Linked DNA regions of Homo sapiens: regions 1 and 2 are each linked to region 3. A link is a loop called in an ENCODE intact Hi-C map of the cell type or tissue named here. Cell type or tissue: PC-9. All regions are shown on one strand. Links, peaks and the distances in the headings refer to the core of each region. The heading gives the core; the rest is flanking DNA.

Region 1 (10,260 bases), core at 1,145-9,144, 64 kb before region 3:
AGTTTTAGTATTTGAATCAATAAAGTTCAGCTATCTTTAAAAAAGTTTTTATAAAGATCCTAGATTTTGTGAAAACGGTCCATTGCTGGCATCTGAATAGATTTTGACTGACTAATACCACTCTCATTCCTCTCTGTTATCTCATACTTTTGTTTCATTACTATCTATCAATTCACTAGTAATTAAATTATGAATCATGGTATTTATAATTTCCTCTTCTTTTCCTGTGGATGAAATGGTCCATGTGAATATGGAACAAGGAAGAAAGGTCACTCCATTTCAAAAGCAGAATAATGAGTTTTCACTTTTTTTTTTTTTTTTTGAGACGGAGTTTCACTCTTGTTGCCCAGGCTGGAGTGCAATGGAGTGCTCTCTGCTCACTGCAACCTCCGCCTCCCAGGTTCAAGCGATTCTCCTGCCTCAGCCTCCCGAGTAGCTGGGATTACCGGCATGCGTCACCACGCCCGACTAAGTTTGTATTTTTTGTAGAGATGGCGTTTTTCCATGTTGGTCAGGCTGCTCTCGAACCCCTGACCTCAGGTGATCCGCCTGCCTCGGCCTCTCAAAGTGCTGGGATTACAGGTGTGAGCCACTGCGCCCAGTCGTGTTTTCACTTTTAAGAGCACTTTAATGTCAGATAGTTCTGATTATAAATCCTAATTTGACCACTTATTTTTGTTTTTGCTTTTTTGAAACAAGGTCTCTTAAGTTGCCCAAACTGGACTCGAATTCCCGGTATCAAGTGACCCTTTCACCTCAGCCTTTTGAGTTGCTGGGACTATAGGCACTCGCCATCACTCCTGGTTTGACCACTTTTTTAAGTGTGGCATTGAAAGAGTGATTCAACCTCTCTGAACCTCAGTTTCTTCATCTGTAAAAAGAGGACAGTGATATCTACTTCACACAGTTAAGGTGAGGACTCACTTAGATCCTCTAATTGCTTAACACAGGGCCTGGCTCATAGCAACAAACTACAAGCTGCATATGCCATTGTCTTTATTACATTTGTTAAAATATAAGCAATAAAGCTAAATGCAGAATATAATGATGTAATAAATATTGACTGGTAATTATTTAAGATATTCTAAAGTTTTAAAATAAAAGGTCTGGAGTAGATAAGAAGGATATTAAGAATACGGAGAATATAAAGATTAGTAAGTTATTTTAAAACCTATTATTTATTGGCCTATTAAACATTCCATCTGTTAAGGAGAATTTGGTAAATAGAATTTTATTTTTACCATACTGCTTAACAATATAAACCTATAACAAATAAGAAAACTGGGTTAAGTGTACAATACAATATGAAGTTCCCAGTTAAATTCCATTTTGAATAATAGAAAGCGGTAGAGTCATTATGACCTGCTGACTGAATGCCTGGTGTTGCCAGCCTGCTGTGAATGCTGGGCTGGAAGAGGACCTACACATGATGACAGGGACTCCTTTGCAGCTTTTCAGTAGCAAGCGGAGGAAATGCAAATGTGATTAGCTCGTGAATATATCATTACATGTCAATACAGTCACTGCAATTACCTTTTGCAGGTAAAAGGTGCCATGTGTCTAAGAAGAGAGAAGAAAATCTGAATTTTTACACAGAGTGAAAGCGTGACTAGTATTGAGAATGGCAAATTAGACGACCACAATTCTGATTGACGAAGGGAAATAATTTGCTGTGGACGTGCTGTGAGCAGCAAATTGCTGTATGTACACTCTGAGCTTGGAATGAAGACATCTAATGATGCCTTTTGGTGGAAGAAATCTGACCATTTTTTTCTCCCACCCCAAATCTGGCCCAATTTAATGCTGACTCACACATTTTTGGTTGATGCTACAATGAAGTTTGTTAAACCAGCTAGCTTCATTTTGCTTAATTTTACTCATCTGTGAGATTACAATAACTTTTTTAAAAAAGCAAAGAGGACTGTACCATGCATTGAGAGATTTTTATTCTAGCTCTTACTCCTCCCTAACTTGGCATTCTTGGATTTGACTTTTGGAGCTTCCCTCATTAAATGAGGTGTTTGGAATGCTTGATCATGAAAGTACTGTCCAACTCTATCAGTCAAGTACTGATTCCAGATGTCACAAGGAATCTAACCACTTTCCTCACCTGGGCCTACCAGCTCATCTCTACCTTAAGCTCAAGCTTCACAGTAAAGCTCTTCAAGTGGGAGAGCCAGAGGAGCACATCCCAAATCACTTTAACTGCATCTTGAGAAGCAATATAATTTGATGGCTCCGATGTGATTCCAACAAGGCAAAGGAAACTTGTCTGCACTAAGATTACGCCCCCAAACTACCATAAATTCCACACATTGCCCCGCTGGCTGAGAGCCTTCTGAATTCATTTTGGATCTAGACCGGGTCTTAGTGAAGAGCTGTGGACAACTTGAGGATTCATTTTTCAGATAAGGCCACTGGATGGGAGGGGAAAAGGTTAGAAAATTACAACATAAGGGAACAGAGATGAATACAGACATGAGGTGAGGGGACAACAAAGGCACGGAGTTGTCTAAGCTCAGCTTGCCTTCCTGAGATAGCAGAAGGTGAAAGAGCCAAATGGCATTCAGCTGCTCCTACCGGACAGGGCGCAATGACAGAGATGTAAAGAGCGTTTGTGTCGTCCATCAGATAATGTTTTATAGTTTGCCTGCTGTTTACTGCCAAATCATACTACTTCCCTATTACTTCTCTCTCGCAACATGAAGCAGTGAGGAATCAGCTCAACCTCAATTTGAAAATGGCTCTGTCATTCACAAACTTTTGGAACTTGGGACAAGTGACTTAGCATCTCTGGGACCAATCTGTGGGAAACATGTTGGTGAAAACACACAACTGGCCTGGCTTGAGGATAAAATGGGAATGCAGCGTGTCAGGCCTCAAGCTCAGTCGATGCTCAACCCATTATTGAAAGTTTTACTTCTTCCTGCTGGTTTGTGGTTTTAGCGTGACTTTCCCTAAAATAAAGAGATTTGTGAATGGTTTGAATTAACACAAGATCTCATATTTATTACCCATTTTTCTCCTCATTGCTAAAATTGAAGGCCACCTGATAAGTTGAAACTGCTGTTGGTATGGGAGGATGTCAGCGTGGAAACTCACACATTCCTTACACTAGCTGTCAGACACTTCTACAATTTCAAACAAGTTTTTCTTAGCCTTTTATGTTTAAACAGCATATTACTAAATTTCATGCCTGGGTCCACTAGTTACCTAATCATTAGTTGTTTCTTTTTTGTTCTCTGGCGCCACTCTAGCCCATATTTGTGTTATCTAATATGCTTCTTCTTACTTGTGTGGTCTATATGAATCGGGCTGCTTTCAAACTCATTTCAGTTTCCAAGCAAACATTAGAAAAATAAATCCACAGCTGTTAAGGACTGCCACCAAAATATATGAAGCCATAAAACAGCAGCAGAGGTACATGGTTCTGATAGCTTTCCAGCCTCTAACACATACACATATCATAGGGCACGTCCTGCTCTCAGCCATCTTGGTGGGATCTAATGTCCACAAGAACCAGCCCTTAGTAGAGCTGCATTTTTCTCAGGTGGATGCTTTAAAAATAACCGTGATGCAGGAAGAATGATTCCTAACACACAATAATCATTGAAAACAACCCAGTACACAGCTGGTGGAAATGTAAAATGATACCCTTGCTTTCGAAAAGATGCTAAACATATGCATACTATGACCTAGCAGTCCCAAACCTAGGCATGCAAGAATGCTTCCATTTGTACACTAAAGACATGTGCAAGAATATTTATAGAATCTCTATTCATAATATCCCCAAACTGGAAGCTAATCAAATGCCCGTCAATAGGAAAATGGATAAATTGTGGTATAGTCACACAATAGAATATTACATAGCAATAAAAAAGAACAAAGCATGACTACATGCAAAACATGAATGAATCTATGAATCTCACAACCATTATCTTGACTAAAAGAAGTGAGGTGTAAACATATACAGAGTATATGGCTCTATTTATTTAAATTTGGAAAATAGGCAAAACTTATCTATTAGCCCAAGGTACACTTCATTGCGGGAGGATAGTGACTGGAGAAAGTGTTCTGTTTCTCAACTGGGTACTGGCTACAAAAACATCCAGCTGGTAAAATTTCATCAAGCAGTATAACTGATACTTGCACATTCCAATATGTATATTATGCTCAACAGAAAGCTTTTAAAATAGTGAAATATTATGAAAATATATTGTCATCTTCAAAAAGATCTTGGAAAAAGCAAGGAACAATATCCAGATGATAGGGAGGCATCTAATGGGTTCATCATGTCATTAGATCACAGACTTGAGCGACAAATCTGACCCGTATGTTTGAGGACCACTGCACCAATGTCTCTGCCATATGTGGCTAGAAAGGGCATTATTGTGATTATGACTGTGATTATGATATAATTATTGTCATTATTGTGTATCAGGCACTGTATTGAGGTTCCTTTCATCAACCTTATCTCATTCAACCTCACCAACAGCCTTGGAAGAGAACAATATAACTTTCATTTTGCAAGGGTGGAAACTGAAGTTTCAACATATTAAACTACTCATGTCAAGTTGTTAGGAGACCCAAGATATGGATGATCATTTTTACTGGTTATCTGAGGTTCCCTTGAGTCCAGACTTTGGACTACGAAACCCCAAACCCACTCTTTGGCTCCAGAAAATCCCTCCCTATGCTGTATGAGAGGGCGATGGTTTGCTCCTACTATGTTCATTTTTCCTGTATGGGTTCAGGTTTGTTCAGTCTGCATTCTTCAGTCTCTGAAATCCTGACTGATGAGCAGTCATGGCAATATCTGGTTCTTCTCTTTCCCACGCACATTTGGTTCAGTTCTACTGAGCCTAGCATCAAAGCAGCCAGATTGGCTGGACTCCAGGGACTTGTTGTGACTAAGATTTGCCTGCTGGAATTATCAGTGTGATCACAGAAGTAACCCAATCTTCTGTTTGCTCTTTGAATTGTCAAAGGTTGATATGAGGACAGATCTTTTTTTTTCACAGTTCCCAGAGAGGCTCAAAATTTGCTCTTTTCTTTATGGGTCCATATAAAATTTTTTATAATCAACATTGGCAAAAATTGCTAGAGGGTTTTTTCTAGTGGCAAGGAAGAATATGGTTTCTATGTACTTACATGAATGGTCTCTAGAGACAGGCAGACCTAGGTTCATATCCCAGCTAAACCACTGATGTAGTTTGGATGTTTGTCCCCTCCAAATCGCATGTTGAAATGTGACCCCCAGTGTTGATGGTGTGACCTGGTGGGAGGTGTTAGAGACATGGGGGTGAATCCCTCATGAATAGCTTGATGTCCTCCCCTCAGTAATGAGTGAGTTCTTGCTGTGCTAGTTCACGTGGGAATTGGTTGTTAAAAAAGAATATGGTACTCCCTCTCTTTCTCTTGCTTCCTCTCTCATCATGTCAAATACCTGCTCTCCTTCCCCATCTGCCATGATTGTAAGCTTCTACAAGCCCTCACCAGAAACAGATGCCACCACTATGCTTCTTATACAGTCTACAGAACCATGAGCCAAAATAAACCTGTTTTTAAAATAAATTACCCCGCCTCAGGTATTCCTTTACAGCAAGACAAATGGACTAATACAGCCACTTGCTAAGCCCACCGCGTTAGCTAATAAATGTGTACAATACCTTCATTCAAGAATTGTCATAAGGAAAAATGAGATCATGCAGAAAGCACTTAATTCAATCTCTGCCATTGGGTATGTTCTTTTCATAAGTGGTAAACATATACACACAAACACAAATATAAACAATTTATTTAGCATGCTTTATCATAAAACCATGCATGAGATACACTCAGGCACACACATAGACTCTTACAGAATCAAATGTTTGTGATTTCTTAGCCTTCTAGTAGCTACAGCAACAAATTTTGCTTTTGAGACAGTTTGGTAATTGTGGTAGTTTTCTAAAACAGCTGAGAATTACAGAAAAGAATAACTGTGAAAGGCAATATGATAAATAATAAATAAAGCAGCAAAATTGGTTTTAAAGGAATCTGAGTGTCTAAATTCTATGAATTCAAAAAGTATGAAAACTGTGTAGTATTATATATTTCTAGGCCACTTATTCTAATGACAACTTTTATCATATGTGTAGCCTGATTTACATAGTATCTTACTCATTTATAGAACATTTTGACACTTTGAGGTTAATAAACTCTTAAGTATTAACAGTCTATAAGTCTAGATGTAATAATAGCCTTTTAATCCATTGTCTTCCCTTCTCTTTAAAGACCACAAGAGTTGAGCAGTCTTCCTTTATATTTTATGTGTCCTCTCAAATAACTGAGAAGGAGACATTCAGATAGAAATTATCCACAGCCAAAGCTCTGCTGGGGAAGCTAATTCACATCAGAATTCAAGAAGACTCTGTTCCCTTACTCACTGGTGTTTAATGATTTTACTTCCTCATTACAGTTCTCTTACCCCAATATAGAGAAAATAATTAGACCTTGAATATGGCAATTAAAAAGCAGATATCCTGAGCTCTGACACTTCTAGCAGACTGTTAGGGAGTATTGTCACCTGTTGGCAAATTTCTAAAAGGTTATAAAGTACTGTTGAGAAAAAAATCATTTATTGACAAGTATGACCTAAGAGTTTTAATGTTCTAAGTTTATGTTCCTAAAAAGCATATACATATAAGAGCTGACACTCTTTAATGCTGCCGTTTTTCTTTCAAACCTTGCAGTAATACTCTACTTCCAAGGTCTTTAAAGGCTATTCCTCTATGATAATATCAAATGATAACAAACAGAACTGTAACTTTGGGATAAAAACACCAGTAATCAAGTAAATGTATATTATAAAGATAAGACATACAATCTGTAAAACTATTATATATTAGACCCAATGAGATTTGTTTGAAAAAGAATCTAAATATGCTTTCCTATCAGGTGGTAGTTCTCACTGACTCATAGTTTTAAAAAAGACATTAAGATGTTTGACACCAAAAAGTAAGTATAGCTACATCACATAAGGACACTTCAATCTGTGTGCACATTAATATGGGTGAGAATGATTTTCTGTTCTTTAAGCCATTCAGTTTGTGGTACTTTATTATGGCAGCCCTAGCAAATTAAAACAGGCACCATACTTGATGTCAGACTTACTGTACAATGAAGTCAACTATATATTAGATGTGAGTTAAGCCCTTTGGTGAGTCACTCTATCACTTGAGGCATATTGTGATGAAAGAGGCAAATGTGACATATATACACATCCTATTTTCTATATCCATTTATATATGTATACATAATAGAATATTATTTGGCCATAATAAAGAAAATCCTCCCATTTGTGATAACATGACAACATGAAAGAACCTGCAGGACATTATGCTAAGTGAAAGAAATTAGACAGAGAAAGACAAATATATGATTTCATTTATATGTGAAGTCTAAAAACTCAAACTCAAGTAAGCAGAGAGTGAAAAGGTGGTTACCAGGGGCTGGGAAATAGGGGAAATGAGATGTTGGTCAAAGGGTTCAAAAAGAAAAAGAAACTGCTTGATAGTAAATGTTTGTTGCTTCTTACCACTAGATTTTGGGAGAATTTATTGCATAGAAATATCTAGTAATACATCTATCAGATATTCAGTTTTCATTTTCTTTTAAGGGAAACCTGATTTATTATTCAGTTGGCAATTTTAGTGGCAAAAATATACTGCTCAGTCTTTTGTGCAGCTAGAATTGGCCCTGCAGCATGGGTGAGGCAGTGAGCTCATATAGAAATTTGCAGGGGATTTCTAGCGCCATTTTTCTGTCCTGATAAATGTGATTTCTTTCATCCTACCTTGAATGTGGGTGTGATGGCTGAAGCTGAAACAACCACTTCACCACTAGATGGAAAAGTCAGGAGAATCATACTGACCTCGACCCTGATGTCTTGGAGTTGCTAAAGTAATACCAGAAATTGCCTACCTTTGGACTTGTTATATGAAGAAAGAGAAAAAATTGTTTAAGCCACTTTTTAGTCAGTTTTTCTTTTACCAGAAACTGGAATACAATCTTTTCTGGAATAACTACTTTTCTCTTTTATGTCACTGGGGGAAATCTGGCATTGCTTCTCTTTTTATTCTTGAAAAATAGCACTGACTCACTGTCATTAAAAGTATTGTCAATTTATGTTTAAAAATCTTTAGCAACACCTTTTGTGTACTGCTATGGTTTGGCTCTGTGTCCCCACCGAAATCTCATCTTGTAGCTCCCATAATTCCCACGTGTTATGGGAGGGACTCAGTGGAAGATGACTGAATCACGGGGGCAGGTCTTTCCCATGCTTTTCTCATGATAGTGAGTGAGTCTCAGGAGATCTGATGGTTTTAAAAACGGGAGTTTCCCTGCACAAGCTCTCTCTTTGCCTGCTGCCATCCACATAACATGTGACTTGGTCCTTCTTGCCTTCCACCATGATTGTGAGGCTTCCCTGGCCCCATGAAACTGTAAGTCCAGTTAAACCTCTTTCTTATATAAACTTCCCAGTCTCGGGTATGTCTTTATCAGCTGTGTGAAAATGAACTAATACACATATACTATCTTCATCTATATTATTAGTATGGATAAAAAGTTATTAGAAGGAGAAAAATGAAAGAGATAAAAGAATGGAAGAAAGTGAAAAGAAAGAGGCCAACATAAAATGATATAAATAAGGGAAAAAATGGTAGAGGGGGAAAAGTACATTTTTAGGCCTGTGAAAGGAAATTAGTGTGAAAATTTTTAACAGTCTAAAGATTAAAGTGTAAAAACATTTATTGTCTCTTTCTAGGATGGCGGACGCTTTTTAAAATGTCATGCACCATGAGATGTTTGTAAGCATAAATTTCTTTTCCTGCTTTTTGAACTTTGACATTACACAGTGAAAGCCTAAATTTGAGATGCTTTTGATAACTGTCTTTCCTGAAAAGGTGTGAGGTGATAATGAATTGGACCTTTGAAAACACAGAGTGAGTTTGCACGTTCTAATTATTTTATGGGTTACATACAAAAAAGAAAAAAAGAATTACTTATCCTACACACACACAAACACACATACATATACATATATATATACACATACATATATACACCATATGTGTATGTGTGTGTGTGTGTGTGTGTGTGTGTAGGATAAGTATAACGTGTGTGTGTATAGGATAAGTATAAACATATATGTTTAAATATATATATATATGTGTGTGTGTGTGTGTGTGTGTGTGTATTTTTGGATAAATATTACAAAGAAAAGAAATATTAAATTAACCAGTGGCACAAAAATGATGTATTTTAGGGTATGGTATATTGTGACATTCATACAAAATGTGTCACACACATATTAACAAAAAGAGAAAAAAATACAAATTAAAATTTTAAACCTCTTTACAAGCTATTTGTGAAAATAAAATTCTTTGGGTGTTTTTGTTCTTCTATTAAAAATATATTACCTACTTTATAGTTATAATTATAATATGGTGTTTGAAGTTTCCTTTCATTTTAAATGAGCATTTTCATTCATCAAATCTGTGTTATGGTTCTCCATAGAAGCAAAGCCAATAGAAATTGGCTACCGTAATTATGGAGGTTAAAAAACTCCATCTGCCATTTACAAACTAGAGACCCAGGAAGCTAGTAGTGTAGTTCTGAGAACTGGAGGGCTGATGATATAAGTCTAGTACCAGTCAAAACAGGAGAAGACTGATGTTCCAGCTCAAGCCATCAGGCAGAAAGAGTGAATTCTCCCTTCCTCTACATTTTTGTTCTATTCAGGCCCTCAGTCAATCAGACAATGCCCTCCCATATTGGAGAGGGCAATCAGCTTTATGCAGTCTGCTGATTCCAATGCTAATCTCATCCAGAAACACCATCATAAAGCCACCAAGAGTTAACATTTAACCAAATATCTGGGCACCCTATGATCTAGTCAAGTTGACACAGAAAATTAACCATCATAACATCTTTGGTAAATATGAAAATATAATGTAGCATATGTGACACATATTTGTATGGCACTGGAGCCAGCCTGCTTGATTCAAATCCCAGATCTACCACAGGTTTTACAACTTCCAATAAAGACTTAGCTCCTGTGGGCTTCAGGTTCTTCATCCAGATGTAAAATAGAGAAAATAATAGTACCTGCCTTATAGGATATTGTGAGAATTAGGCAAGTAAATACATGCCAAGTATTTAGAATAGGCCTAGAATCTAGTCAGATCTAGTCAGCACGCAATGCATTTAACTATT
Region 2 (10,260 bases), core at 1,426-9,425, 250 kb before region 3:
AACTGTCCTATACCCTTAATAAGAATAAGAAGTATTAGAGTAGAACAAAAAGGACAACAGCCTGCATGTATCAAGAATTTTCATACATATCTTCCTTATCCTGGTAACAACACTATCGGGTAGGTTATATAAAATTTATTGGACAGTAGTAATTACTATTAAAAATGAGGACCCTGAGTCATTAGGAAAGCTAAGTTTTGTTCAAAATATTTTGCTTAAGAAAATATGAAGTAAATTGGCAGACTTCTCACATAGAACTCAAAAGCACTAGCATGGAAGAGAATTGGATAAATAAGAAAATAAGAAATGGAATAGGCAAGTTTACTTAAACAGGAAACAATCATTAATCATTTAAAAAATTACATTTAAGTCTAATTTGTAGAGTTTCTGTTCATCAAAAGTTGACACTAAGAGAGTGAAGTGGCAAGACACAGACTGAGAAATAATATTCACAGTCTATATCTGATGATGGACTCAAATCCAAAGCATTCAAAAAAAACAAAAACAAACAAACAAACAAAACTACCGGCCAGGCACGGTGGCTCACGCCTGTAATCTTAGCACTTTGGGAGGCCGAGGCGGGCGGATTGCCTGAGTTCAGGAATTCGAGACCAGTCTGGCCAACATGGTGAGACCCCGTCTCTACTAAAAATACCTGTAATCCCAGCTACTCAGGAGGCTGAGGCAGGTGAATTGCTTGATCCAGGGAGGTGGAGGTTGCAGTGAGCAGAGATGGCACCATTGCACTCCAGCCTGGGTGTCAGAGAGAGACTCCGTCTCAAAACAAACAAACAAACAAAACTAACAAAAATCATTTAGAAAGAAATTGATTTTAAAATCAGCAAAGACTTGAAGCATTTACAAAAAAAGATTCAAATGGCTGATAAGAACATGAAAAAGTATTCAATGTCATTCTTTTCAAGGAAATGCAAATTAAAACCACATTGAAATATCAGTACACACCCATCAATACATATCCACTATTACACACATACCATAAATTATTTGTTTAAACAATTCAATTCCTGTATATATTTCAGAGAAATGTGAATGTAATTGCTCATGAAAAGACAGCTTCAAGAATGTTCATAGCAGCTTTATACATAATTGTTAAATTATGAATAGGAAAAATTCAAATACCCATTGGCACAACAGTGATAAAAAAATGCCTGTACATACAATGGCATACTACATGGTAGTGTAAAAAATGAATTGTTTGTATATGCAACAACATAGATTACTTCAAAATGTCTTGTTGAGCAAGAGTCTAGATGCAAAAGAGAACATATAGTATGAATCTATTTACATGAAGTTCAAGAACAGGCAAAACTAATGGATGATGACAGAGCTCAGAAGAATGGCTGCTTTGTACGGGAAGAGAGGATGAAATGAGAAGGGTGATGAAGAAGCATCTGAAGACAGGTTCTTGCTCTGTTGCCCAGGCTGGAGTGCAGTGACACAATCACAGCTCACTGCACCCTTGACAACCTGGCCTCAAGCAATCCTCTCACCTCAGCCTCCTGAGTAGCTGGGTCTACAGGCATGCACCACCATGCTTTAATGACTTTTTTATTCTTCGTAGAAATGGAGTCTCACTATGCTGTCCAGGCTGGTGTCAAACTCCTGGGCTCAAACGCTCCCCCTGCCTCAGCCTCCCAAAGTGCTGGGATTATAGGCATGTTCCATATCTTCATCGGAGGTGGTTACACAAGTACATATGCTTAAGATTAGCATGCTTTACTATATGACATAACTAAATGTAAATTAATATTAAAAAGACAAGAAAAAACATAATCCATCGTCAAAAGATAACATCTAAAATAATTCCATTGACAGTGGCTTTATTGCTTATGGAGTTTAAAACCACAGTTATCCAAAAGAGAAATGTCTTCAGGATTTTGTCTCATTATCTTTCACTTCAGGAGTAATAAATACTCGTTAGTTTTCTCAAGTTCTTAATAATGAGGAATGAAAAATGTAAATATTTGTCATCTCCTTGAATATTCATATAAACATACCCCACTGAAAAGTAGTCATATTTTTCAACTGCACCATAATTTGCTCTGTAGATTTTGGTTATTTATACTTGTTTAAATAAGATAGCAGTAGCCATGCTTCCAGTTACTGTATGTTGTTGAAGCAAAATGAGATTTTTAAAATGCACTGTTTTATACTGGATAAAATTTATCACCTCTATGATGAAGTTATAAAAATATATATTAAGGCCAGGTGCGGTGGCTCACGCCCGTAATCCCAGCACTTTGGAAGGCCGAGACGGGTGGATCACGAGGTCAGGAGATCGAGACCATCCTGGCTAACACAGTGAAACCGCGTCTCTACTAAAAATACAAAAAAAAAAAAAATTAGCTGGGCATAGTGGCGGGCGCCTATAGCCCCAGTTACTAGGGAGGCTGAGTCAGGAGAATGGCGTGAACCCGGGAGGCGGAGCTTGCAGTGAGCCGAGATCGGGCCACTACACTCCAGCCTGGGGGACTGAGAGAGACTCCGTCTCAAAAAAAAAAAAAAAAAAAAAAAAAGAAAAAAAAATAACTTTTAGCCGTCCCTAGGTTGGAAACAATTAGAATATGGATCTAGTAATATCATTTTAAGAAACAGCAAAAAAGTATAACTATAAAAAATGGCATTTGGAATTGTGTTAAGTTACCGATATATTTCCATGAACAACTAGTTTCAGAATATTGTAATGAATATTGAATATATAACTTCAAATATTGATGTTACTGTTCTCAGACTGGTCAAGACGGAAGAGGATAGAACATCATTCTTTTAAACTGACACCAGCTGCTTCTTAACAATCACCACATACACGCTTATCTGGCTGACCAATCAGAAGTAGGCTCCTTAAAAGCAAGTATCTGCTGACCATTTATAGTAATTTTCACATGAAAACAGGTTCATCAAAAACAGCTTAACCTTTGCCGACACTAAACATGTGCTTCAGAAAAATGATCTTTCTGTCTCAACTGTACTATTATTTCTAATTCCATATCCCTCAATACTTAACAAAACACAATTTTCACAACACCTTTCCTTCAAAGTGTTTCACAAATACAGTTTTTCATTCTGTATGTATTCCGCCTATACCTGCTTCACCACTTGAGGGTGCAGAGGGCATTCATCTTAGCAGAGAAGTGACACCAAACCAGCTGCCTGGGCTTCCCATTTTTAGTTGAGCGTGATTTTTAAAAATAACACTAAAGTATAGCACAGTGGCTATGGGACTGCTTGGGTTCACAAGTTAAAAACAATATGAACTCAATAAATCTAGCTACTATTTCCATTGTTGCTGCTATTATTACTATTAATTTTATAACAAAGCAGATAGGTATTTGGAATCCAGGGATGCTAGTGTGCGTGCAGTCTCTCTTTATTTTTTTTTTATTTTTTTTATTTTTTTGAGATGGAGTCTTGCTCTGTCGCCCAGGCTGAAGTGCAGTGGCGCGATCTCGGCTCACTGCAAGCTCCACCTCCCAGATTCACGCCATTCTTCTGCCTCAGCCTCCTGAGTAGCTAGGACTACAGGTGCCCGCCACCACGCCCGGCTAATTTTTTTGTATTTTTAGTAGAGACGGGGTTTCACCGTGTTAGCCAGGATGGTCTCGATCTCCTGACCTCGTGATCTGCCCTCCTCGGCCTCCCAAAGTGCTGGGATTACAGGCGTGAGCCACCGCGCCCGGCCTGTGTGCAGTCTCATTTATATATTTTAGTTACACAAAATCAGAAGGAAATCGAAGAGGTTGAAATCCTAATTCAGAGAGTTTGCTATCCTAATATACTTAAGGAGAGCCAACAATTCAATGAAAGCAAATGCACCATACCATTTATATTTCATTGACATTCTTGAACCTCCATTCTACTTTGAAAATTTGTTATACAGAGAAGAAAAAAAATCACCTTATACAGAGAAGAAAAAAAAACACAGAAAAAAATCTGAATTTCTGCTGCATTTCCATCTCTATATTGTTTAAACAATAAACTCCCTCTACCAAGGAATTACTATGAATGCAAAAAACTGTAATTTATTGCTGTAAATATTTATCAAGCCATTGATATCCTATGCATTTCCCTCTCTACTTTAGAAGTCAACATTTATTTGTAAGTTGTAAGAAGCCCAAAGAAAAGTTCTGGGGACTAGACCATGCTAAATTGCTATAAGATTTGAGGATCCTTCTCCTCCCAAGAAACAAAAAGAGATTGATCATTATGAATCTACATGAAGAACTTTCCACTTTCTTCCAAGAATTTCGAAAAGCTATTTTCTAGTTCAGCAGGAAGAGGATCGTGTGTTCATATTTCCATCCTGAGCTTGTCATGGCATTTTCAGTATTGTTTTCAAGAGTAATAAGGCTCATAAAATGTCAATCAAAACCCACCACCGGCAGGGAATGTGTTGGAAGCTGTTACATAATCAGCATACCTGTTTCAGCACAACACAAGTGGCATTTTTCATGTCAATACTGAGTTCACAACTTTAAATCTCAGATTTCCTGTGCCTCTGGATTGCCATGGAGGTCGGGACTCTGGCAGTCTGAGCAGCCTTAGTCAAAACCCAAGCGTCCCATTGTCTAATAGAATAATGAGTCATTTCACCCTCCCAGGTCTCCTTCCCCTGAGTAATAGAATTATTGGGAGGAGGTGTGAGGGAAGGGCAAAACAGGGCACTTCTGACAGCTGCAGGAAAGGCTGGAGAAATTCTCAGCCCTTGCAAGCACTCAGATTTTCTAAGCTGACACCCACCCTCAAATTTAAACTTGGATGCTGCTGTACTACTACGGTACTCAATAATCTCTACCTGCACATCCCAGCCTCACCTACCAGAAGCCCAGACACCCAATGCACTGTGCTCTGAGCTAATTCTACTTGGTGAAAAAAAGTATGGTACAGTTTTTTTATTTTATTTCTGAATAACCACTAGCTAAGACATAATAGTTATCGGAGTCCTAAACTATCTTAAAAATTTAAGTAGGAAAAGACATTGGACTGGCATGCTAATCATCTCCGAACAGGCTTTCTCCATGGCATATTCTCCAACCAACTCAAATTGTAAATGATTTGGGTAACACAGCTTTCTGAGTTTCCTTAGAGTTTTTTTTCCCCAAACAACAGCAATTTTACGGGAATGTGGACCAAATAAATACTATTTTAGTAGGTGAAATATGGAGAGAGGAAAGTGGACAGACGAGAGAAAGAGCATTGGTGAGGAGGGAGAGGAGGAAAAGGAAAAGAAGAAAGAAAGGTTAGAATAAAAAGAAAAAAAAGAAGAGAATAAGAAAGATAAGAAGGAAGAAGTAATGAAGAAAAGGAAGAAGAGGAGGAGGAAGAAAAGAGGAAGAGGAGGTATTCTTTTTACAGACTTTTATTTGCTTGGTATTTCCACACTTGTTATAGCGTAACTTTTCATACACATATATATAGAGACAGAGAGAAAGAGAGAGAGAGAGAAAGAGAGAGAGAGAGAGCAAAATTCTGTCTCAGAAACAAAACAAACATAACTATATATAAATACTATATATATATATAAATACTATATATATGTGTGTGTACTTGAGAGGCTGAGATGGGAGGATCACTTGAGCCCAGGAGGTCAAGGATGCAGTGAGCTATGATTGAGCCAATGTACTCCAGCCTGGGTGACAGCGTGAGATTCTCTCTCTAGAAAAAAATGTCAAATTGAGGGACATTGTACAGAAATAACTGAGGAGTACTCTTCAAAAGTGCCAAGTCACAAAAGCTAAGAAAAGACTGAGAACCAGTTATAGGCTGGAAGAGATTAAGAACAAATAAATGTAATGTGAGATCCTAGAACAACAACAACAAAAAGGTCACTAGCTGGGTGTGGTGGCACACGCCTGTAGTCCTGGCTACTCGGGAGGCCAACGTGGGAGGATTGCTTGAAACTGGGAAGCAGAGGTTGCAGTGAGCCCAGATGGTACCACTGCACTCCAGTCTGAGCGAGAGTGAGACTCCGTCTCAAAAACAAACAAACAAAAAGGTTAGTAGAAAAACTGGCAAAATTCAAATAAGGTCTGAAGTTTAGTTATTGATATTGTATAATTGTTAATTTCTTGTTCTTGATAATTGTCATATGGTTTTCTAAGATATTACCATTAGAAGGAGTGGGATGAGAGAGGTGTATATTTTTTAAACTCTTTGAATTATTTTTGCAACTTTTCTGTAAGTCTAAAAATTCAAAATAAAATATTTTCAAAATGTGAAAGAATGTGTGTCTTAGAATCATTTAAACACCTAACTTAGGCTGGCGCAGTGACTCACACCTGTAATCCTTGCACTTTGGGAGGCCGAAGTGGGATGGGGAGTTGAGGGGCCGTGGGCGATATCGTTTGAGCCCAGGAGGTCTAGGCTGCAGTGAGCTGTGATTGCGCCACTGCACTCCAGCCTTGGTGGCAGAGCAAAACCCTGTCTCAAAAACAAAACAAAACAACAACCCAAAAAACACACAACTTAGAATTCTGTAAAAATGACATAATGTTCGTGTATTTGAATAATTTATTTATTATTTGAGGAACAGCGTGGTATGGTAGAAAGTGCCCTGGAATGGGTATTAAATCTTTGAGTTCTATTTTGATTCTGCCTAAATTCACAGAATATATTCTATAATTCCTGAAAATAATCACCCTGGTTCTCAATTTCTTCAGTCTGTAAAATGAGATTTTTGGACTACATGATTTTTAAGGGCCATTTCACCTCTAATATTCTCAGTATTTCTATTAATAACTAATCGGAATATATGATAGTGCTACCTTTATCTAAAATCAGCAAAATGGCCAGAGCTATTAATATTTTTTGCAATGTTGCATACATGCCTACACACACATTTTCACAACACAGATTTCTCTCTCTATATAATGAGTGCAGAATAAGCTACATCATAGCAAAACCCATGTCTACCCTGTGTTCACTGAGTGCTTAATTTATCCTTAGCACATAAAGATGCCAGGTGTTATTAGTGTGAAATGAAACTCAGCAGTTTTAGCAAGACTAGCACTGTTCCTAACCACTCTCTCAGAAAAAGAACCATGTGGGCAGAAATGTGAGCGGAGATATATATTTTAATCGCTGTTCACCCTTGCCAAAGCCCCAATTTCTAGTCTTCAGACAATCTGAATTAATTGATGAAAAAGAAGTCACTAAAAAAGTGTGTGGATAGTGTCACAGAAGAAGCCCCCCTTCCAAAGGAAAAAAAAAAGTTCCATGTATAAGATGCTTTTCTATATTTGATGTGGAATTCTACCCCTAGAAATAATGAGAAACCAGAAACCTGTTCTTCCCCTGAATTCGTTAGCAGAGGGGAGATAATGACAGGATTTTAAAAGTATCATAGTTGGATCTAGGCTGAGAATTGATCTTTCTAATAAAAATGTTTGTGAAAAAGGCACACAATATGGTAGATGCATTGCAGCATATTAATCCTCCATATAATAAAAGAAAAAACATACGAAAACCCTCTTTTCATTATTGTCTATAGCACAGATATGCTGTGGAAGCTGACCAGGCAAGGGAATTCAGTGGAAAATACTAAGTCATTACATTTCAAAACAAGATATACAGCACAGACCTCCCCCTGGGAAGTCTGCACACAGGATGGTGTGGGAGCTTTCTGCTGGGGGAACATTCTCCACCTTCTCTCCCAGTGATATGACGAAGCATCCAGGGAGTGGTAGCTCCGATGATGCTCATTTCAACATGTGCTGAATAATGAAGGGTGTGAACTGGCTGAGGAGGGAAGAAGAAAGTTTCCCAGCCAAGGGTGTGGAGAAGAGCCAAAGGGCTGTAGAGGGATTAGACAGATTGATGTGTAAATTGAGGGGTTGATTTAAACTGAATCAGGAATATAAGGAATCAGGAATATGACCCCTTGAGTTTTGACCCCTTCTGGGATTCTCTTGCTGTTAGTCTCTTTGGGAAGAGAATTTGTACAGGAGGCATTTCCTTGGGTGGGACCAGGAAGATTCCCCATGAGTAAACCAATGAGACAGTGTTTTCTGAGTCCTTCTCACTGAAGGTGGGGCTGCTGACAAGTGTCTAGACTGATCTAGGCCTAAGGCTACCTCTTGTGGTAAATCAGGTATTACAGATGGGTTTTCTAAAGTCGTGGCCTTTTAGAAGCCAGCCAAAGAGCTGGAGGGTCTATCCTAGCTGTGGATTCCCACTAGTGGGTTAGTCAGCCATCCTGCCAAAACCAACCAGGCAGATGGAATAGGGCTTACAAAGAGGATTCTTGCTACTATGTGTTGCGAAACAGTACTGCTCAACAAGGCCCCACGTTGTACAACTCCAGGGGGCATTGTTCACATTGCTTCTGTGTGGACGCCATCCCGTCCCTAGAGTTGTACATCTTTATGGCATTGCAATTCAAGGCATGTTATCCCCTTGTGTTCCAGCCTATGTGTGTTCTGGGTTTTTGTTGGTTGGTTTGCTTGTATTTGGGGAGGGAGGGAAAAAGAAGAAATAAAGGTAGTGGGACAGAGGACTGGATGGGAAAGAGGAGCTGGCAGGAATGGTGGGAAGAATTCAGGGACAGTTGGGTGCGGCGGCTCATGCCTGTAATCCCAGCACTTTGTGGGGCTGAGGTGGGTGGATCACCTGAGGTCAAGAGTTCAAGACAAGCCTGACCAACATGGCGAAACCCGTCTCTACTAAAAATACAAAATTGGCCAGGCATGGTGGCACATGCCTGTAATCCTAGCTACTCAGGAGGCTGAGGCAGGAGAATCTCTTGAACCCTAGAGGTGGAGGTTGCAGTGAGCCGAGATTGCGCTACTGCACTCCAGCCTGGGCAACAAGAGCGAAACTCCGTCTCAAACAAACAAACAAACCAACAACAACAACAAAAAGAATTCAGGGGCACCAGAAGAATCCCTGCTGAAAATTCTTATATACTTTTCACCTTTTGAATTTTTACATGTTGCAAGCAGCTATTTAGATAAATAAAGATCATTTAGAGGGCAACTAGGCCAACACCTACATAATCAGTCTCAGTTTGGTGGGGCTTGAAATGAAGAAAAGAAACATTTTGCAGTGTTCTTAGGTATGGTCCCCAGACTAGCAGCATCAACAACCTGGGAGTGTGTTAGAAATGCAAATTTTCAAGCCCCACCCCAAGCCTACCTGATCTGAAATCTAAGGGTGGGGCCCAGTTATCTGTGTTTTAACAAGCCCTATAGGTGACTCTGATGCATGCTTAAATGTGAGAACTACTGCTGTTTAGAATGAGCATGGAAAAATCAGGAGAAATGGCCTACAGGGCAAAGCTTGAGATTTCTGATTAGGAATAGGTTACATACTGATTTGGGGTACCTGAGGGATAGAATCTGGACATGGGGAACATGCAAGAGTAGAACCGGGCTAATCAGCGGATCTTCCAGAAGCTCTAAGGGTGAATGCAGTGCCAAAGAAAACAACCTTGGCCCTTGGACAGGAATAAGCCTGGATGGGAGTGCCAGGACTTGTTTTAAAAATGCAAATCTTGGTGCCCCCATTTAAACTAGAGTAGAATCTGCCAGTTCAACCCTTTGTCTTCTCATCTATCTCTGGAAGCAGGACAAGAAGAAGAAATCTGAACGGAAAGGAAACATTCTTATTTGTATGTTTGAAAATCTGGACCTTTCTGGAAATTGTCCTGAGCCAATGTCAAGAAGCTCCCACTCTTAAAAGATAGTCCTAGTTATTTATAAACCATCCGCTTACATTTCTGATGTCATTTATAGAAAAATACTGATTAATACCACATAAATTTGTTGCATCCTTTGCATTCTGACTGATGTGAGTGTGGAAATACAGAAGGTAATACATACACATTAGAAACAGACAAATATAAGTGAGTGAATTCAACTTCAACTTCAACAAGAGACTCCAGAGAGGTCTAGTTAGTCCAAAACCACTTTGTGGAATTCAGTTTGAGGCTGGATAAGCCTTGCAAATAGCACTAGACAAGAGTGGATATTATTAGGTTGGCAAAAACCGCAATTATTTTTGCACCAACCTAATAGAATATGGTCAGAGAAAAGCAAAGGATGAGCCAATATAACTTCTATTATAAAAAAGTAATTGAAAAATAAAACTTTTATGATGATTGATATTAGATGCATAGTACAATAAAATTACACACCAAAGTAAAAAATAACAAGGATGGAGATATTAAGTAGATGACAAATCCAATGCTCCAAAAACAAAACAATTTAAAATACATTTATTTCTATGTAAAACGATACCCAGAGA
Region 3 (10,260 bases), core at 777-8,776:
CTACCAGTCTGCTCCACAGTGCAAGAGTAAGGAAGCAAGGGCTTTGATTTTGCCAGCAAACTATAGGAAAACAAAATAAAGACTGGGCTTGAAAAGATGAGCTTTAATTTAGCAAATGCCATAGAGATATATCCCAAGACAACTGCCACCTCACATTTAAAAAACTATCTTTTATTTGGATCATGAAGAAAAATGTGGATAAAGCAAAATAATTCCAAAAGAGCATGGCTCTTATTAAGTGGCTCTGGAAAAACTCTAGGCAGACTGAAGGAAAACGCCTTCATATCATTACAGAGTCCATCTTTCAGAAAGAATTATAATTGCATGAATATGTAGCGTTCAGAGAGCTGAGTGGAGAGTAAGTTTTCATAGCAACAGAGCAGGTTGGAAATCAGATGTAACAGATTTTTTGGTGTTTAGATGATTTAGGAAAATTTCACATTACCTTCCTCTCAAATTGACATTTCATCCTGATTGGTTAATTATCATTTTTTCTGTTTCAGCAGCAAAAAGGTCCCGAGTAATGCAGTTGGAGCTGTATTGTCTTTGTATGACTCCCAAATGTAATTTTAGGGTCTTTTCAGCCCCTGTTGATGTTTAACTTAAAAACTACAATCAACCTTTTAGCCCACAGACCCTAAGCCTCACGTTAAAATCTGTAAAAACTGGTAATCCTGGCCTGTTTTCGTTCTCCCAGGGCTCAGAGAGCTTGACCATGTCTGAACAGATGGGACAGTTTGAATGAGAACAGCATGCACTCTAGAGGTTCTCTGCATTTGGGTGGCAGCTTTACATACCAACAGGACGTTTGCCTGCATTTAGGTTGGAAGCACAAGAGGCCTGCTAAAGAGTGCTCACTCACTCTCCAAGGTATGAAGGATTCTTCAGCCCTCTGAAAATAATTCCAATACTATGTAACACTTTTTTAAAATCAGTGCCAAATGTATTTAAAATTAAGTAATGTTGCCAATAGCTGAGGCCTTCAAATATAGAAATTTTTATAACATCTGATATGGTTTGGCTGTGTCCCCACCCAAATCTCATCTTGAACTGTAGTTCCCATAATCCCCACCTATGGTGAGAGGGACCCAGTGGGAGGTAATTGAATCATGGAGACAGTTTTCTGCATGCTATTATTGTGATAGTAAGTCCTCATGAGATCTGATGGTTTTATAAGAGGCTTCCCCCTTCGCTCAGCTCTCATTCTTCTTGCCGCCACCATGAGAAGCATAATGTGTTTGCTTTCCCTTCTGCCATGATTGTAAGTTTCCTGAGGCCTCCCCAGCCATGCTGAACTGTGAGACAATGAAACCTCTTTCCTTTATAAATTACCCAGTCTCAGGTATGTCTTTATTAGCAGCATGAGAATGGACTAATACAACACCTTACATTTTAACCACATATTATTTTGTTTCCACTATATTATATTTATTGAGAGTCCACTAAGAGCTAGATTCTTGAATTAAATAAAGAACAAAAACACTGTGGACACTGCGGAAAAGAAACATGAATTAACTATTAGATAAGTGGTGAAACCGCACATGTAATAAAAGCTGCAAAGGAGAGATAGTTACTTGGAGCTGTGAGACCCTTCTATAAGGGGATCTGACCTAGTCAAGGAGGTCTTGAAATTAGAGTGTGTTGATGTGAAGGATAAGTAGGAGTTGACAAGACAATGAGGGGAAAGAAGAGAATGCCAGGAAGAGGAAACAGCAAAGTCCCTATCATGAGAGGGGGCATGTTGAACACAAAGAATGAGACACAGTTTTTAAAAAGACCACCATGCCTAGAAAACAAGAGTGAGCAGGGTGAAGGATGAGACCGAAGAGAAGGCAGAGGCCAGGTCTTGTAGGTCATGTTGAGGGATAGGACATGGAGGAAAAAATAAGAATATATTTATGGGTCACGTTGAAATCTTTTGCAGGAGGTGACAATAATTTATGTTTTGTAAAGATCACTCTGGCTGAAACTGTGGAGAACAGAGTGGATGGGGACAAAAGTGGATCTGGGTAGATGAGTTGGGGGCTACTGTGTGCAGCAGTCTGAGCGCCAGTGGGTGGTGAGAGGTGCACATGGTAGGTTCTTGGTGTGGCCCAATGCAGGATGGACATATGTGTTGCCTCACTCTTTATTTGTAGACACTCGTCCTCTATCCTGCACCCTGCCTCCTGAATAATCTTCTCAAAGTGCAATACTGACTCTGTCATTTTCCACGTACCCATGGCAACAGGCTCAGTCTATGCTGGCACTCAGGATTGAAAACCTGAGCCCAACCTATTTTTGAGGTTGCTTTTCCACTTCCTATCTATGCAGAGCCCCACTTTGTCCAAAGTAGTTTACTTACCTTCCTGTTGTTTATGTCCTTCAACCCAGCCTCCTGCTGTCCTGCTCTTCTTTACACTTTTGTTAAGGCCTGAATTCATCTCCCACCTCTGTTCTCCCTGTCTAAATCCTGCCCATCCTTTCCCTCCAGCTTAAACCGCTTCCATTAAGAATTATCAGGCCACTGAAGTCCAATTACAGATCTCTCAAATTCTACCACATGCATTTTGTGTTATCTGGCAATTAATCATGCCTTGTTTTGCTATGCCAAATTGTCAATTGATAATAGTAATTTTTTTAGCTTTTCACAGGTGTATGTTTTATCTCTTTATCTAATTAATAAGGCACTGGTGGCAAGTGCCCTATTGTATATTTTTCTGTGCCTTTCTCAGCACCTACACAATGCTTCATATATAGTTAGGTCTTCAATGACAAAGTACTGTTTAAAATTTGCTCTGAGATATGCTTTACCTTGGCCCAGGAAATCAGGAAAGGGTTTCGGAGGACTCCACCTAATCTATTTAATCAGACTTGGAAAATTCTTGGAGTAACATATATTAGGTGGTAAAACTGCCAGAGTAATTTTGAACCAGAATCTCCAGTGATAAGTCTGGATTTACCAAGGAAGAAAAAAGAGACTCTGGAGTGATAAAAACAAAAAGCCTGTATTCAAATCCTGACTCAACCACTTACGTTCAAACAGATCTTGATCTAGTTCTTCATTTCTCTAAGATTCTGTGTCCTCATCTGAAAAATGGGGATAGTTGTACCTATCCAGAAGACAGTATGTAAAGATATGATACAAATCTGAGTGAGCACCTGGCAAGCTGTCTGGTCATTGGTATTAAAAGAAAAGTGAGTAATTTCTCCTCAAGTCTTCCAATTACCTCTACTCTAAGGCACATGTACCCATGCACGCATTTTCACACTCATTCACACACACACACTCACACAAGAAACTTCTTTTAATCTGTCCTTTACTCCCATATTGTGACTGAATTGACTTGACTTCTCAAATCCATTATCTTTTTTCTTTTTGTCTCTGTTTTCTTCTTTCTCCGTCTTTCTTATTTTGATGAACACCTAACAACAAGATGTTGGAAATTACTGTTGAAAAAAATATATACCCACTATTGACAGTCTTTTCAATATACCAGCAACATTACTGAATGTAAACAGGAAGGGTAAGAACTTCTACCAAATTCCCTTCCTATTGTCCAACAAGCAAACATTTCTGCTCTGAGCCATTAATCCTCCTATTGTATTCTCTTCCCAACAGTCTAACTGAGTGAGATTAAAAATCAAAAGAAAAAAATAGTTGAGAGATTAGGAGATACTGACAATTCAAGCTCCCTAAAAGTCTCTGAATGACCAAGAAACAGGAAAAGTTGGCCTTTCTCATTAAAATCTATTTGAATCAGTGCAATGTCTGAAGGCATTACGTAATGTTTATATGTAGACTTTGTATACTTGAGATGTGGTAAAATAGCCAAAACAAGATTGCCCTCATCTGATATCAGCTTCTCTAAATGTCTCAACAGTGACTATTCCCTTAAGAACTATAGGTATGCAGGGCATTCAACGTGTATCAGGAGCTGTAAGAAACAGACGAATGCCAGCCTGTTCCAACCCGCGGTATCTATTAATCACTTTTTAGACGGGCACTATTTAATGTCACATGAAGACAAGTGAGCACTGCTGTTGGCTGTTTACCAAGACTCTAGAACAAAGTCCACTTTGGCTGCTTTCTGCCTTAATTTATTTTTAATAATGCATACTAATTTTTATGTGTCATTGGCAGTCAGCTATAAATTTTTCTCATTAAAAATAACTCCCCTATATAGAAGTACAGGGATGAAATAAGTGTGTATTTCCAACTCAAAGAAATATATTTTTTAACTGATTTGTGTGACTCTAACCTGAGGCCATATTAAAAAATAAAACCCTCAAAATTTTTGCAAAATTGACCCAATCTTGAAAAGATATATGTAAAGTTGCCTGAATCTATTAGAGATTTTCATTATTATTGTTATTTTAAAGAGTTTTCTTTTCTAGTTTCATTAAACCTCTGATGTGAAAAAGTGAGTGTTCTATACAGATGGAAGAAGTCTGGTCAGCACTTAAGAAGCTGACTAACAGGGACTTAGCTAGCTCTAAGGCGATTCCTATTAGAATGAAAAAGAAACAGACTAAGTGCCAAACTCAAAACTATTCTCTTACAGAGATAAACTGTAAGTGCTCTAAAGAAAGTGAAAACAGCTCTCTGGGGAATGCTTGGGATTTGGGCAAAAGAACAATGCAACTGTTTCTATAAGTCAATTGGAAATACTGGGGCTGGGGCGGGGGATTTGGAAGAGTTCTGAAAATGGGAAAAAGAGTTGCCAGAGGGTGAAGTTGAAGGTTTGGCCCCCATTTAGATTTAGTTCACTGATCCTGTAGACAAACACTCGTTAGTTTTGTAAAGGAAATAAATTAGCCCCAAGATGAATGTGGACTCAATTTGTAACAGAGAGGCTAATTATATTTTTAAAGCCTTCAAGAATATATAAACTATCACCTGGTCTTTAGGATTAATAACATTTCAATACTTCAAAATAAATGGGTTGCTTAAACAACACTAAAAATTTCTACACCTTGCCTTCGGAAAACCTATATGATACAGTGATTAGCTTGGGCTTTTCTAACTTCTTCAACAACATTGAGAATGATTCCTGAAAAACTACAGATCAAAAATGGATACATGATTTATTCCTCTTTTCCTTGAATATGAAAAAGCTGAAATTGACTTCAAAAGGATTCTCTGGGAGTTATAACTATGCTCTAGCAAGAGGTTCCAATAAATCAAAGATGGCTATCTGTGTTGAACAAAAATCCAGGAAGAAAACTCATGACCCACTCCAGAGCAATCTGAGCAACTTTCTCAATCTTTAGAGCACAAACAAGTCTAAGCTTGAATTTTCGACCTGGTGCTAAACTTGCATATGATTCAGGAAAAGATAAAAATGATTGCATGTTCTCTCTCAATTTTAACTCCAATACACCTGATAGGAAAATATCTCCATTTCGGAGATGCCAATATGGAATCCCTCAGACAGAGGGCAGAAGCTGATAAGCAGGAAGAATGAGATCTCTCAGGAGAAGAGTCCATGGGGGCTTCATTTTTATCAATGATTGTATACTTAGATGTGGAGGTGGAAAGTGGATTATCAATCAGGAGAAACACTGACCCAGTGCAGTTGCATGTGTTTTTTTGCAGAAAGGTTTTAAAATACTGGCAGTAAGAATTAATGAGTGAGTAGGTAAAGGAAGTAAAAATGAAACTAAGTAATAAAAAATGATAATAAGTTACATGATATGAGGAAAACAACAGAACACAATATGGCAATGAGGAAGATGTTAAATAAACCTTGCATTTCTGAATCATCTTAAAAGAGATCTTTTAACTTTTAAATTTTCCCCAAAGGGAGGCTCAGTCAATAACATGTAAAAATCTGAAACCTGAGCTACTATTCCGTATTTATTGAAACAATTATTTTAGGAATTCTACGTGGTGATAACAAGTTCCATGCTCATCGTCTTTCCACAGTATGCAAGATGAAACTGTAAACCAAATATTTACTGCACCCTTACTATGAATTTGATTTTTTTAAATGCTATTTAAATCACTAAACTTCATTTTTTGAAAATTCATTTAAAGGGTCTTATTCAATATTTGTTGCCTGTCACCAGGCCAAGACTGAGCAAATAAATGGGAGTATGCCTTCATATGGGCAGAACTTTACCACTCACCCAAAGTACATCCTGTGTTTCCCTGTTGATTATGGTGTCCATTTTGTCCAGTAAATATAACTGAAATCTCTGCTTTGGCCACTCGAGGTCTCCTTGCTTACTCTCTCATTCTCAGGGGTATTCAAGGTAGTTTACCTCATCAAGTTGTGAATTATCTTCTGACCGCTGCTGTCCCTGGATTTCTTCTATACAAATTTGCTTTTATATTAGATTCAGTATCACTCATCTGAGTAAAGAGCTATTTCTATTTTGCATGGAGAAATATATAAATAAAAATAAATACAGTTGATCAATTAGAAAATATGTTTATAAACATGAAATTAATATTCTCATTTAAAAGATGAATTTTAGGCTGTAACACATTGATGAACATGTGGAATTGCTACATTTATCCAACTTCAACTTCAGAAAGAGGTACATTTTCCAGAAAACTCAATTTAACAAATTGAAGAATCAAAACTTCTAATTGTCAGAATAAATTTAAAATGACCTAATCCTAAAAGATACTACACTTGTTTCTGTTTAAACAATCAGAATGTAATGTATGTAAGTTAACCTTTACTTAAGAAGTGATTCAACAAGGTATCATGGCATGATTTTTCAGTTTTATGGCTAGTTTAGTATCCAAAGGTCAGCTGTCATCTCTTGCTACAGCCAGTCACGCTTTATGAACAATATGCCTTTTTTGTATTTATTGCTTCTACTTTGTGATGGGTTCAGAAATTTGACGCCAGACCTATTAAATTTGAATCTAAATACATATATGTTGGATCAGGATATATACTGGATACAGTGGTTTGAGGCAGCTTCTACTGTTTGCTTTTATACACCCAAACACCCTCCTTACCTTATGTGAGTGTGTGAGAGTGTGTGTTTGTATATGTGTGTGCATCCTTGAAGCATGTGTAAAAGATTTTGCACAAGCCACAGACTTCGTGCCCCTCTAGGTGTCTTTTACAACCAAAATTTCAAAATTTTGATCCATGTCCCCCAAATTAAAGATTTAGAACTCAGGAATATATTTTTGACTGAAAAAAAAAAGTAAGTATTTTAGTGTTATATAAAAAACCTAAAGAAATGTATAAGTATAAAGAAATGCTTTGAGGTGCTACATTTGTTCCTCAGTCAGGATTGAAACAGGCATCTACTTTTGCCCATTTCTTTTTCTAACCAAAATCCATGCTGGCAGGAAGTTTGCTCAGTATTTAAAGCTGAACTCTTGGCTATAAAACAAAGTCAAAGAAGACTGCTCACATCAACCCACACTCTAACCAATGATGTACATAAGTCTATATCTCAGACATTGCAGATGATCACTAGATAAGAAATTGCCATCAAAAACAGGTGTTCAGGTCAGGCACGGTGGCTCACACCTGTAATTCCAGCACTTTGGGAGGCCGAGGTGGGTGGATCACGAGGTCAGGAGTTCGAGACCAGCCTGGCCAACAAAGTGAAACACCGTCTCTACTAAAAATACAAAAAAATTAGCTGGGCATGGTGGCGGGCACCTGTAATCCCAGCTACTCGGGAGGCTGAGGCAGGAGAATCGCTTGAACGTGGGAGGGGGAGGTTGCATTGAGCAGAGATCGTGCCACTGCACTCCAGCCTGGGTGACAGAGCTAGACTCAGTCTCAAAATAAAAGCAACAAACAAACAAAAAGTTGTGCAGAAAAGCCCTGAAATAAGTTTTAAAAAAATGGATATTACTTTGAAATATACCACTAAGTAGCAATGTTCTCACAGTCAATCTCCTAACCAAGCTGCTTTCATGTTCTTATTTGTAACAGCAAGTAGAGAGTTGTCAAGAATCAGCAAACTACAGTCCCCAGGTCAAATCTCATTTGACACCTAGTTTTGTAAACAAAGTTTTATTGGAACACAGACACACCCTTACATTTACATTGCCTTTGGCTTCTTTCGAACTATACTGGCAGAGTTGAGTGTTTATAAGTGAAACCATACAGCTGGCAAAGCTGAACATATTTACTATCTGGCCCTTTAAAGCAAAGTTAGTCTACCACAGTGTATATTATAATAAGAGGTTATCAGGAAGATTAAATGTCGTAATGAACAGAAAAGAGACTGAAATGCTATTACTAGTTAATGTTAACAGTGCTTACCAAGTTTTAGGTATTGTATGTGTTACACATCATCTCATATTATCCTTAGAACAATCCTGTGAGTTAGTCACTATTGTTGTGTCTCTTTTACAGATGAGAGAACTGAAACAAAGAGCTCAGAGTTTCCTATGCACACATAGCTTGTTTGATGTAAAGGCCAGGTTTAAACCAAGGTTTCCAACTCTAGGGAATTACCAAGCACTAGACTATATTGCCTCTATGTATCTGGAAAGCTCTAACTATTATAAATATGAGTATTTTCTATTAATCCAAACCTTATGAGTATTATTTTAATGTGGAATTCAAAATAATGGATAATTAAATATTTGCTGTCAGTATGAACTACTAAAATAAAGTGATAGGAAGTTAATTTTTCACTCCTTCTTTGGGCCCAGGATTTGTTTGAACAAATAGTTGTGATGGGCGCCTTCCCTATCACATTTATATATTTGTGATTTATTTATAAGGTTCTGGTCAAAAATAAAAATGATCTTGCTGAGTCCGAATGAGAGATTCCCGGATGTAGGCGGCTGGGAAATTCACCCCGATCTTTATGCCTGTGGTGAGTGAGCCTCATAGAGGAAACACACTCTACAGCACTGGGAGGTCTCACACTGAGAGCTACAATCAAAACTGGAAATTAAGACAGCAATGGATTTTGTTCTAGAGGGAGGCAGGACAGAGGATAAATGTTCTCTGCTTATGGAAACACAGACCTCGCCTTTATACCTTTGGAAAGAAAACCGAGGCTCTTCTATGAAAAGGTTAAGATGTAATATTTATGTAAAAAAAATGAAGGATTCTATTCAAATTGGTTCATATGTAAAACCAGCATGACTTCACACATTGCTGGATCCCGCTGCTATGGGTCGCCTCCATGGAAGACTGGCTCTGTGTCTTCTGCCCTCAGTGCTCCTCCGTGAAGCCTCTCCACACAGAAAAGGTCAGGAAGCCCATTCGCCCTGGCCATCATCCCAGCCTTTTAGGAGATGACTGGAATTACACTCAATTCTGCAAAGTTACACATTTCAAACAGAGAGGAGTAAACAATTTTATAAAATCTGGGATCCTGTTCTTTCAATCCTGACAACCCCATTCAGCCTGATCATTTAAGGAGAAAAGGGAGGCTAAGAAGGGAAGCGGAAAAAGAAGCAAGGAGAATTACTGCCTTGGATCTAAATTTGAGCTCCTAGCTTTCTGCATCCTATTTTATGGACTCCATATGTAGGATATTATTTATTTATTTACCATATTTCAGGCAAACAGCTTTTCCACAGCAGCACCAAATAAGTTAAAAATTAGAATGAGGACTGAACTGAAAGAAGAACCTTTCGGCAATTGTGCCCTTCAGTCTCGGCGGTGCTTGCTTTCTGCCAACAAGCAGAGATAATCTGTGATGAATCCTGGAAATGGCTGGAGGGACAGTGATAAAGTCAATTCAGGAAGAATAAAGCGGAGCAAAAGGAGAGGGCTGTCTGCCCAGCCGGGCTGGTTGCAGTTTGAAAAGAACTGAATCTGGAAAATCAGCTTTTGGGGAAGTATTCTACAAAATCAGTACTCACTAGACAGGTTCAACAAATGATAAATAGAATGTTTCACTGTTGGAGGGGAAAAAAGTTTCCTCAATTTTTAAACTCATAAAATATGTAATAATACCCTCAGGTACTGAAGTCTTGGAAGTCAGAGGCCACAAGGGCTGGTCCTCATCTCACAGAGTGTGAAGACCAGAGCCAAAGCATCCATGTTCAGGGAAAACACTCACTGATTTGCTGGAGAAAACCATAAACTCTCAGTTTCACTCACTTGAATTCTTCTACCAATTTTTTTTTTTTTTTTAATATAGAATCTTGCTCTGTCACCAGGCTGGAGTGCAGTGGCATCATCTCTGCTCACTGCAACCTCCACCTCCTGCGTTCAGGTGATTCTCCTGCCTCAGCCTCCACAGTAGCTGGGACTACAGGTGTGTGCCACCACACCCAGCTAATTTTTGTATTTTTAGTAGAGACGGGGTTTCATCATGTTGGCCAGG

What was found. Hi-C counts contacts between places; a loop is a spot of excess contacts. Peaks named below come from ENCODE experiments on the same cell type or tissue, not always from the same donor. Only the 100,000 strongest peaks of a DNase experiment are listed, where the experiment ranks them.
Region 1: it touches region 3 in a loop (13-fold over the local background); 3 of 110 quality-filtered maps call a loop at or near these places.
Region 2: a loop joins it to region 3, with 8 times the contacts of the local background. A loop is called at or near these places in 2 of 110 quality-filtered maps.

Annotation. Positions count from the first base shown.
Region 1 is chr20:14,770,625-14,780,884 of GRCh38, reverse strand. The region is part of intron 5 of MACROD2 (mono-ADP ribosylhydrolase 2); the gene reads right to left. Among named protein-coding and RNA genes, the nearest start is that of MACROD2-AS1, 150 kb to the left of the region's middle. In PC-9, for the core only: no CTCF peak of the experiment used is centred there; a DNase peak (open chromatin) is centred at 4,914.
Region 2 is chr20:14,957,731-14,967,990 of GRCh38, reverse strand. All of the region lies in intron 5 of MACROD2 (mono-ADP ribosylhydrolase 2), which reads right to left. Among named protein-coding and RNA genes, the nearest start is that of MACROD2-AS1, 33 kb to the right of the region's middle. In PC-9, for the core only: no CTCF peak of the experiment used is centred there; a DNase peak (open chromatin) is centred at 4,520; H3K4me3 peaks cover 329 bases; H3K27ac peaks cover 789 bases.
Region 3 is chr20:14,706,120-14,716,379 of GRCh38, reverse strand. The region is part of intron 5 of MACROD2 (mono-ADP ribosylhydrolase 2); the gene reads right to left. Among named protein-coding and RNA genes, the nearest start is that of MACROD2-IT1, 160 kb to the right of the region's middle. RefSeq lists an enhancer at 535-1,036. In PC-9, for the core only: no CTCF peak of the experiment used is centred there; a DNase peak (open chromatin) is centred at 3,879; H3K27ac peaks cover 479 bases.